Regions from separate parts of the Mus musculus genome. Here region 1 is linked to region 2. A link is a loop called in an ENCODE intact Hi-C map of the cell type or tissue named here. Cell type or tissue: left cerebral cortex. All regions are shown on one strand. Region 1 overlaps Grin2b (glutamate receptor, ionotropic, NMDA2B (epsilon 2)). Region 2 overlaps Grin2b (glutamate receptor, ionotropic, NMDA2B (epsilon 2)).

Region 1 (5,000 bases), 180 kb after region 2:
AATTATATTTACCTAAATTTATATAGCTACATGTGGCTACTGGCTATCATACTAAATAGTACAATATTAAATATTCAATCTGTCAATTACCTTAAAAACATATTTTCCTTTTCTATGTCCATCTTTCTGCTATCTTTATTGAATAATTTGACAAATGAACTCTGTTAGTCACACTTTTTATCACTGTGGCCAAATATCTGATGAAACAAACTAAGGGGTGAAAGGTTTATTGAGAGATCATAATTTCAGAGTTTCTAACTTGACCCATGAGCTTGGGCAGAATTTTATGGTGGTAGGTGTGTACAACAGAGAACAACGGTCTCTGGGGAATGAAACCTGGGAAAGAGTGGCAGAGAGAGTTGGGACAGAGGAAGTAGGAAAAAGGAAAGAGAGAGGAGAGGGGATGCTGGGCGAGAGCACAAACCTGTGCCAAGAGCTATCTCTCTCTTGTATTCCATCAGAACCCTCAGCTCTGGGATAGTACTGTCACATTCAGGGTGCACTGTCCTTTTCTGCTTATCCTCTCTGGAGAGAAACTCATGAGCACACTCAAAACACGTGCTTTATAAATCTCCTAGGCCCTTCTCAAACCCACAAAATTGGCAAGCAAAAGGAACCACTGGCTGCTGTCCTGTTGACACCCAGATGCATCTATTTAAGGTAAAACACTCCCTCTCTGGCCCCCACAAGGATCGTGTCCCTCACACACTGCAGTGTGCATTCAACCCAGCTCCTCCCGTTCCTAGCGGTTTCACTGTTCCAATCTGCTTCAAGAGTTTCAGTTTAAAGCCACTCTGGGACACAAAGCCAGCTCTTGGCTATGATCCTTTATAAAAGCAAGAATGAGTTACATACTCCAAGGATACAAAGGCACTAAGTAAATATCTCTATTGCAAAAGAGGAATATGAAGGACTAGATGAAAGCAAGATCCAAGGCCAGCAGAACAAACATTGACTCTTCTAGATTCGAGTCTAGCATAAGGTAGGTCATTTGGTGGCTTAATGTGACTTATGAAGGGCTTGCTGTTGTGTGACAACTTTTCTTGAAGAGAAGCAACGTAAAGGTCTACTGCAGCCCCTACGTAGGCATCACATAACAGACCAAAGTACAAATAGCACTAAAGTCCAATTTGATGAACCAATGAGTTTTATTAGAGTTACTTTCAAGAGTACAGGTGAGGGATTACTTCCAAGAGCAGAAATGACTCAAAGATAGCTGCATTACCAGTGCCCAGTCCAGCACTGTTGTTAACAGTGCACCAGCTGGGAAACCTAGAGCATACTGCACACCGACAGGCAGCTCAGCAGGTTAGAGGGTGTCCTTTCCATGCATCTCTGGTGTAAACCTCTTTCAGGCAGCTCGCTCATTTCTGCTTTTTACAGGCAGCTGGTCTGGTCCTAGAGTCTTTGCAGCTTAAGTAAGTCTGATAGGAACTCTCAGCTTCCATCACTTCCTCCAGAAAGGAGAGGCCTGGTGAAGCTGTAAGTTTCAGGGACTTCCTGGAGCTATTCTGAGTTGTTTGCCTACCTTCTTCCCTGCAGGAAACTGTTTGACAAGACCTGCCTTGTACTCCATGCCAGTTACAACTGCTATAGGTTTCTTAGACTGCATCTGGTTTGGTCCCTGATGCCTTCCTTGGCAAGACAGTCCTGATTCAAGAGCAAAACAGCTTCTTCTGGACATGACAGGACCTTTGCCCTCATGAACTCAAGAGTAGCCATGGTTGCCTGCACAAGACCTGAACAAGATCACATTGATAACATTCTATCATGGAATAGCAAGGAGCTTATGAGCCCTCACACCTAACTAATCTATTATGGACAGGTGATGGCATTGGGGGAGCAAGGAGAAAAATCAGTTTTCTTTAATGATGGTTGGTTTACCAGACCCTTCAAATAGAAGCGTATGTACAGCATTAGAATCAATAGATAATTATAAGGGGGATTTTTTTGTGTTTCTTTTGTTTTGTTTTTACAAAAAGATGAGAAGAAGGAACTGTTAAGGTGAGAATAAATCTGGAGAGAGTTAAGGGGAGGCGCTGCTGAGGGTGGACACAATAAATGTGCATTACATGACATTCTCCACTAATAAAAATATTTATTAAAAAAAGATTTTCAAAAAATTAACTGGTCTATCACATTTAGCCTAACCTCTACAAAGTGTCAGGGCATGAACAAAATGTAGACAAGCTTTTTGCCAGAATGTAACACAAATAGCTGCTGGTTCCATTCCCAGGAGACTCCTTGCCTCTGTCTGACGCAGATCACTGTCTGTGTCTGTCATTTTGCCACTGTGACAAAACATCCAGAGTCAGGTTTCAGTAGGCATTCGGTTTTGAGGTTTGAGTCTGTGCACACAAGGCTCAGTGAGCTTTGGCAGAGCATCTGGGTGCTGCCATTGTGTGAGGGAGGACTTCTCCACCTTGTGGTAAGGGAAGCACGCAGAGAGAAAACACCTGCAACCTGGATTTAGTTCACAGCACCCACACAGCAGCTCACAACCATCTCTAACTCCAGGCTTAGAGGATCTGTCTCCCTCTTCTGGTCTCCTTAGGCACTACATGTATGTTACATCCATGCCTGCAAAACACCTAGACACCTAAAATAAAAACAATAAGTAATAAAATATTTCACCAAAAAAGTTTTTAAAAAGGAATATGTCACTCATGATTAGATCTTTAATGTTTCCCAAAGTCTTTGTGTACCTATTGAAATAATATAATTTTGTCATTTAAACTTCTAATGTGATGAAATATACTACCTGATTTTTTTTTAATATTTTCAACCTTGGACTCCATGAAAAATGCTTGGTCATGATATGTAAGTAATTTCAAAGATTTTGGATCTCATTTGCTGCGATATTTTCCCATCTATATTTATGAGTATAATTGACCTATAATTTTTCTTTCTTGTGTGCTCTTGCTGGGTTTTAGTATTGAGGTTACCTGAACATTCTGAAGAGAGAGAAAATAAAACAACAAAACACTTGAAACTCATCTCTTTTTATTATCTTGATGAGTCTGTATAAAAATTAATGAGATCTTCTTTTCACATTAGACCACTTTTGCCAATGAAGCCATCACACCCGCCTTGGTTTTTAAAGGAACATTTCTTCTGCTAGCAATTAAATGTTTTTTACGATAATGTTTATTTTTCCTATTTATTTGTGAAGCAGTGTTGGTAACTCCTATCCTCTGGGGTTTTGTTGTTATTGTTTTTTGTGGGTTTTTTGTTTTTTTTTTTTTTTTTTTTTTTACCATTTCAGCTACTTTAAATTTGCCAGCATAAATATTTACAATGACCTTTCATCTTTTCATGAGAATGCTCCCTTTTATTTCTTAGAGGATATGCGCTTCATATTACTTCCTGCTGACCTGTCTTGTACGTAAAGGCACGTTTCTTTTCCTAAAATATTTACTTTATAGTCTATCATCAACTTAATTTTTACTCTTTATTTCCCTTTGTATTTTCAGATTTTAATTTTCTTTAACTTCATGAGAAAAGTGTAGTTTATTAATTTTCAGTCAATTTTTAAAATATAAGCTATATTAAGAGAAATTACCCAAGGAGCTAAAGGGAACTGCAACCCTATAGGTGGAACAACAATATGAACTAACCAGTACCCGGGAACTCTTGTCTTTAGCTGCATATGTATCAAAAGATGGCCTAGTCGGCCATCACTGCAAAGAGAAGCCCATTGGACTTGCAAACTTTATATGCAGTACAGGGGAACGCCAGGGCCAAAAAGGGGGAGTGGGTGGGTAGGGGATTGGGGGGGTGGGTATGGGGGGAAGTGGGTATGGGGGACCTTTGGGATAGCATTGAAAATGTAAACGAGGAAAATACCTAATAAAAAATCATTTTGACTGAAAAAAAAATAAAGTCTCTTGATTTCACATATATTTTTATTTTGCTATTAGACTTGTACCATCTAAAATCTTTCTAGGAACCTGAAAACATTGATCAATTGAAGTGACTCATCTGTCTGAATTATATTTTGTCTGCTATTAGTGTAGTCATAGCAACATTGTTTGATTAACATTTTAATGATATATGTCTCCCAAACATTTGTGCTCATTCCTTTAATATCCATATATTTTGTAGATGTGCAATCTAGTAAAGCATGCCATTTGATTTTTCTCATAAACTCAGTCTGCTATTTACTTTTTAAATGTGAGCAGTTTTAGTTATTGGGACCACAGTACAGTGTGCTGTGACTATAAATCTATTCCCTTTATCTGATGCTTTCTCTCTGAGCCCTCTCCTCTTTCTTTTATCCTGTCTTTCTTTGCATTCTTGGCAGTGACTATTTTTATAATTTTTAATTTCCTATCTGCTACATTATGTCAGATAATTGGTTTCTATTGTTTTAGGGATTATGCAGTGAATTAAAACATGTCTGCTTAATTTATCACATCTTAAAGTAACTAAATACCATTAGCCTTATCTCAGGAACTGTAGGCATCAGAGGGCACTCTAAGCCTCTGGACCTCCCTGCCTAAGTTAAAAGTACATCTTGGATGAGCATTTCTCAGTGTGTTATCTTTGATGGGATTGAATACACTTAATGCTCATTTTAAGTTCACTCACACACCTGCCTACCCATTCTTCACTCCATCTTGTAGCTCAGACAGTATGGCTTAGGCTTTGGTTCCTTCTGCCTAAGTCAGAATAGCAGCAAGTTCTTTGGTGAGAGTCTGTGGTTGATGAAGAGTCAGCTTCTCATTTTCCTGAAAAGTTTTAATTCATTCTTAGCAAATATATTCACTGGTAATGAATTCTGCAATACCAGTTATTCGCCTCCCATAGTTCCCGGCCCAGCTTCTGATGTTTCTATGGATTTGTCAGCAGTCATTTTCCCCACCATTTCACTATAATATTTTTCTCTACATTCTATTAAGAGATTACCTATCTAGTTGATATTCAAACATGATAGTATGACATAATTTTAAGGTAGGAAACATTTTGAGGCATAGCATCTAAATTTGTTTCTTTGTGAT
Region 2 (5,000 bases):
CTGTCAAATTCTTTTCTTTTTTATACACATATTCCCAGTTGCTTACTAATAGCCAGATGACTGATTTCGACAGCTGCTTCAGCCAACTAAGTAGGCTTCCTGCTCACAGCTCAGAAGGAATGGAAGCCACAAGGATCTCTCTCTCTCTCTCTCTCTCTCTCTCTCTCTCTCTCTCTCTCTCTCTCTGTGTGTGTGTGTGTGTGTCTGTCTGTCTGTCTGTCTGTCTCTGTCTGTCTGTCTCTTAAATTTCTGGAAATAAATAACTTTGGCCAGAAGCGTGTGTCACTTCCGGAACTGACAGACCAGCAGACTAAGCATGTATGACCTTTACACAAGACCCAGAAGACCTGGGAGGCTGACTTGAATGCAGTGTTTCCTGTCATTTTCCACTTTCGAATCTTACCTTCGCGGTAGAAAAAAGAGCATTCCCCAGCCCTGCCAGCCCTTAGACACATACCCATCATGGTCCACCGCACAGAGAGAAGAGAGAGGCCAGGTGAGCTCTCTTTAAGTTGATACTCAAATACAGGTCCAGGTTTCCAGTGGCATTTCTGAGTTACCCCCTTTGACTGAACGTGCAAATATAGATAGATGGGGGTAACTGGGAGATGCTCTGGGCAGGTTAACTATCATGTCTTTGCTACTTCCTGCATGATTCATATAATACCAGCACCAAATGGCTAGCATAGCATGAGGCTCAGATCACATCAGGCAGGAGGACCAGAGCACCAGCCAGGGAAGGGAAGTGTAAAGAGCTAGGGGCATTAAAGAATGGTCACAGGCCCTAAGCTACTAAATCCATGAGTCTATACTGGTCTGAGAGTGTAGTGTGGTTGCTATCTGTCTTTCAACCATCTGTGACTTCCAGTGAAAACCTTGGGTGTGTGTGGATATAAAATCCAGAAACGCTTATAATGCCAAATGCATAATTCTGCTTGCAGAGCCTGCCATTAAGTCGTGTGTAAAATAAGAATTCGACTGTCTGCCTGTGTAAGATATTTTTCTATCAAACCTCAAGAAGCCAGATGAATATTAGAATATGCTACACAAGAAATGCCTGGCTGGTTCCAAAAGGAGAGCAAGCACTGTAAAGCAATTAATAAATGCTATTTACGAGCGGTGATTAGCTCTTTTCTTGTGTTGCGTTATTGGTGAGGGGATGTAGGAAAACTCATATAGCCACTCTGTTGGAATCTCGATTTGAAAGGGAACAAGAACCCTAGATTCCCACCCCTTCTACTCATTCCACAAAGCCTAAATCTTACAAACGTAAGGATCAGATGCAAAACTTCTGCTTGTGAGGGAGACGCCTGGGTACGTGGAAGTCTGGCTAAAACCAATGGCAACGATCACCTAATGATGCCCCTGTGGTAAGTGCGCCTGGTGGCTCTGCCCTGGTTCTCTCCTACAAATCACAGGGAACTAACAAGAACAACGCAGCACTTTTTTTTCCTTTGTCTTCTTATTTCTTTGGCGAAACATAGCATCTCCCCCCAAGTCTTTAATCAGACAGTTGGCACTCGTCTGTTCTGCAAATGCAATATTCCTTAATTGTGTTTCTTAATACAATTACAGAGCTGTGCTTTGGCCGCGCTGGCTCACAGAACCGTGCCAAGATCGAGCCCAGTCAGAGCCACAAAAGTTTAAATGCCACACGTTACAGAAGTGCCTACCAGCCCCTGCCACCGTAGGATCAGAACCAATGAAACTAACTGCTCAAAAGGCAGAGGCAGCAGGGAGAGGTAGAAGGTGGACATCTCACTCTCTGCACTGTGGTACTCACCCACTGCTCCTCACTCTAAATACTATTTTCTCTTTCTTGCATTTCAGTCTACAATTCCATTAAATATAATAACAGCGTAGAAATACAAAGAACATCTTTTTTTTTTTTCAGCACGAAAAAACTTTCATTTTAAAGCCCACTGTGTGCTCCAAAAATTTAGCAATGCATCAATTTCTCATCGGGGCCAGGGCACACATGGTACTGGAAGCTTTAAAGTTCAGTGTCTTTTCTCTGTATATGGGTTGAACTAAAGACTCCTTAAAGCCAACCCATTCCGATGCTTCTGTTGCCAACCATGCTGATAGAAACTCATCTCTCTGCATAAAATAGACCCACAAATGTCAGCTGAAGGAACGGGATGCACGAGAGAATCAGGATTTCTTCTCATGCGATAAATGTTCACAGCTTGTACCCTTTCCAGAATTTGAGGTTCCCAACACCAGCAACAATTACAGTTTTTGGATTGACCTTCAGGAGGGAAGCAAAGGAAGGGATTCTTTCATGAACACCAGGTTTAAAATCCATTTAAAATGTCATTCTACCCTGTTCTGTTCATCTGGGCCACACAAATGACAGCAGAGTGGTTCTAAGCCCCTGGCTGCTGGAATCAACCTCCAAGCCCTGATACACATCGTTTCTGACTGAGCCTGTACCCCTTTCTGGTCCTTCGGAGTTAGAATTTGCGTTAGGTCAGGCCCGGGTTCTGGACAGACTCTCATCAGTTTTCCTGAACTCTTCCATGCAATTGGCAACAAGAAACTGAGGATTCAAAACACAGGGAGGGGAAAACGGCAAAGACAGCAGGCAAGGAAGCCAGCTTGTCAACACTTCCCCGAGGCTGTTGACTCATTACCAGGTGATAACATTTTGAAAGACTCCTCTAGCTGGAAAACTAAGAACGCTAGCTGCTGATCACAGCAAATCTCCCTTGCTTAGTGTACAGTAATGCCACCGCTCCCTCAACCACCAGCACCCCACATTATCCTACTAAGAGTTGTGGGTTGCAAATCCCCCGCCAACTGCCCCTTCCCACTTTGTAGCATACAGTAGGCATCGGCCCATTATCATGACTACGAGGACAGATCTGCTAAAAGCTGATCCCCTAGAGTCCACTCAAAACATCCCAGTATTCCACTTGCCCCTTGCGGGTTAGTTTGGGGACTGGGCAGAACCGGGGAAGGAAACGCTTCCCTAAGGATTGTGCCGCCGCTAGAGGCCGCTCTGAGCCAGATTCTCGCCTAAATCTGCTCTGAAGGGAAATCGCATCAGAGGGAAGAGGCAGCACTGAGTAGCACCGGGAGTCATGGCAACACCATGGCTCCTATTTTTAAACTTGTGGGTGAGTGAGCACACCAAGTGTGCGTGTATGTGCGTGGGGGGAGGGATTGGGGCGCATCTCAGAGGAATATCCTCCCATATGCTTTTGAGTTTTCAGGGGTGAATAATCTGTGTCCAGAAGGTCATCGAATTAAATTGGAACTTGGGATGGAAGAATGTGTTCTTTCCTTAACTTCACTACCTTGGTCTCAATCACAAAAGATCCTTTAGGTCCTAAAGGCACACCTAAATTCCTGATAGCTCCAGCCAGCGTCCTCTTTAATGCTGATCTTTGTTCCTTCCGCGTGCTTTGCCAGCCTCTTGGGTGATTCACTTTGTGTTGCTAGAAGAGTAAGAAGTCTAAGACTGCAAATTAAAGGGATCTTTTTGCGGATGCCCCACTCCTCCTGAGGCCAATCAAAGTGCATGCTGGGTAGCATTTGCATCGTCCAGAACCTTGAACAAGCCTCAGTATAGAAAAAAGGGTGCAGACACCCACTGCCTATGTTATCAATTAAACCAAGTGCAAATGGCATCTAAAATGCAGAAAACTGGCCCAGGTTGGTTCAGCCCGTTTCTTCCCCAGCAGCACTCCCCCACCTCTGTTTCCTTCTGGTCTGCTCTCCGGCAGTGTGTATGCTTTGAACAAGTCCAAACTTATCTAACCTGTCAAAAATGAACGGTGGCCCTGGAGAACATCTGTAAATCAAGACAGAGGTCAAGGTCTTGCTTTTGTCTTAACACATGTCCAACGACAATATTTTCAATGTTCCTCTGACCTTTCTGAGTGCCAACAGACTCTAGAACAGAATGTTTGCCTCCTCCTCTATAGGAGGAATTGCATCGGCCACCTCTATGTAAATGCCAAATGCCGGGACCACGTAGCCATAAAGGCATCTCTTATAGGAGGATTTAATTGAAGACTGTCTGAGAGACCAAGGATTTTTGAAGTAGACAATGCCAGCCAATCAGGAACTGTTGTTTAGAAAAACTGCTCTCTTGGAACCAGTGGAGCATAGGTGGAGGGTATTAAAGGAGCTTGCAGCCGTGCTCAGACGAGTTTGCCACTGCACTTCTTACCTGCTCCCAGAGTCTGTGTCATTTACTCTGTGCCACCTCACCTCCAACCCCAAGGACGGGGAGGGTCAGCAGCCAGTAGTCCAGGGCACAGGCAACACTCTTTCATCACAAGATTCTCAGGTGTGGAGTGATTGGGTATGCTTTTCCATGTATGAGATAAAGAACTTGGGAGCATACAGCCAGAGTAAGAAAGAAACATCATCCTTTCTTGTGTGAAAAGAAAGGGGCCCAGAGCATCATAGCAAAGTGAACCTAGATACAAAGTGGTGTCCCCTGGGATCAATGTAGATGTCTTTAAAACACATTTATTGGATGTTGCCCTCAGGCTCCCTCTGGGTTTCTCATGGTCGAGCAGAGGCTAGTGCACATATGTGTGCAGTGCGTCTTTATTTGTGTATGTATGTATATTTATTTGTATGTGTGTGCACCTGTGTTCATTTGTGTGAGTATATGTTTGTGCATGTGTGGGGGTGTGTTCATTTACTGAGTGTGGGCACATACACACAGAGATCAGAGAATATTCTTGGTTGTCAGCTCTCACCACCTTGCTTGAGGCATAGTCTCTTGTTCCCTGCTATATATGTCAGGATAGCTGGCCTGAGATTTTCCAGGGGTTCCCCTGGGTCCACCTTTTATCCCAACAAAGGAATGCTGGAATTACAGACCCCCACTGCCACTCCCAGCCTTGTGTGAGTTATCGGTACTGCAAGTACTTTACACACCAAACCACCTGCCCAGCCTAAGGAAGAAATTCTTGATTCTGAGCCACTCTGTCCTGCGAGTTAATGCTATGATCTTCACAATCAAAGTCCTTCACATT

The links. Hi-C counts contacts between places; a loop is a spot of excess contacts. Peaks named below come from ENCODE experiments on the same cell type or tissue, not always from the same donor. Only the 100,000 strongest peaks of a DNase experiment are listed, where the experiment ranks them.
Region 1: a loop joins it to region 2, with 2.1 times the contacts of the local background. A loop is called at or near these places in 3 of 42 quality-filtered maps.

The regions. Positions count from the first base shown.
Region 1 is chr6:136,085,540-136,090,539 of GRCm38, forward strand. The region is part of intron 3 of Grin2b (glutamate receptor, ionotropic, NMDA2B (epsilon 2)); the gene reads right to left. Among named protein-coding and RNA genes, the nearest start is that of Gm26653, 85 kb to the right of the region's middle. In left cerebral cortex, a CTCF peak has its summit at 2,539 (motif pointing left); no DNase peak of the experiment used is centred here.
Region 2 is chr6:135,904,703-135,909,702 of GRCm38, forward strand. All of the region lies in intron 5 of Grin2b (glutamate receptor, ionotropic, NMDA2B (epsilon 2)), which reads right to left. Among named protein-coding and RNA genes, the nearest start is that of Gm14330, 55 kb to the left of the region's middle. In left cerebral cortex, CTCF peaks have their summits at 3,003 and 4,856; DNase peaks (open chromatin) are centred at 940, 1,654, 2,188, 2,635 and 4 more places; H3K27ac peaks cover 4,716 bases.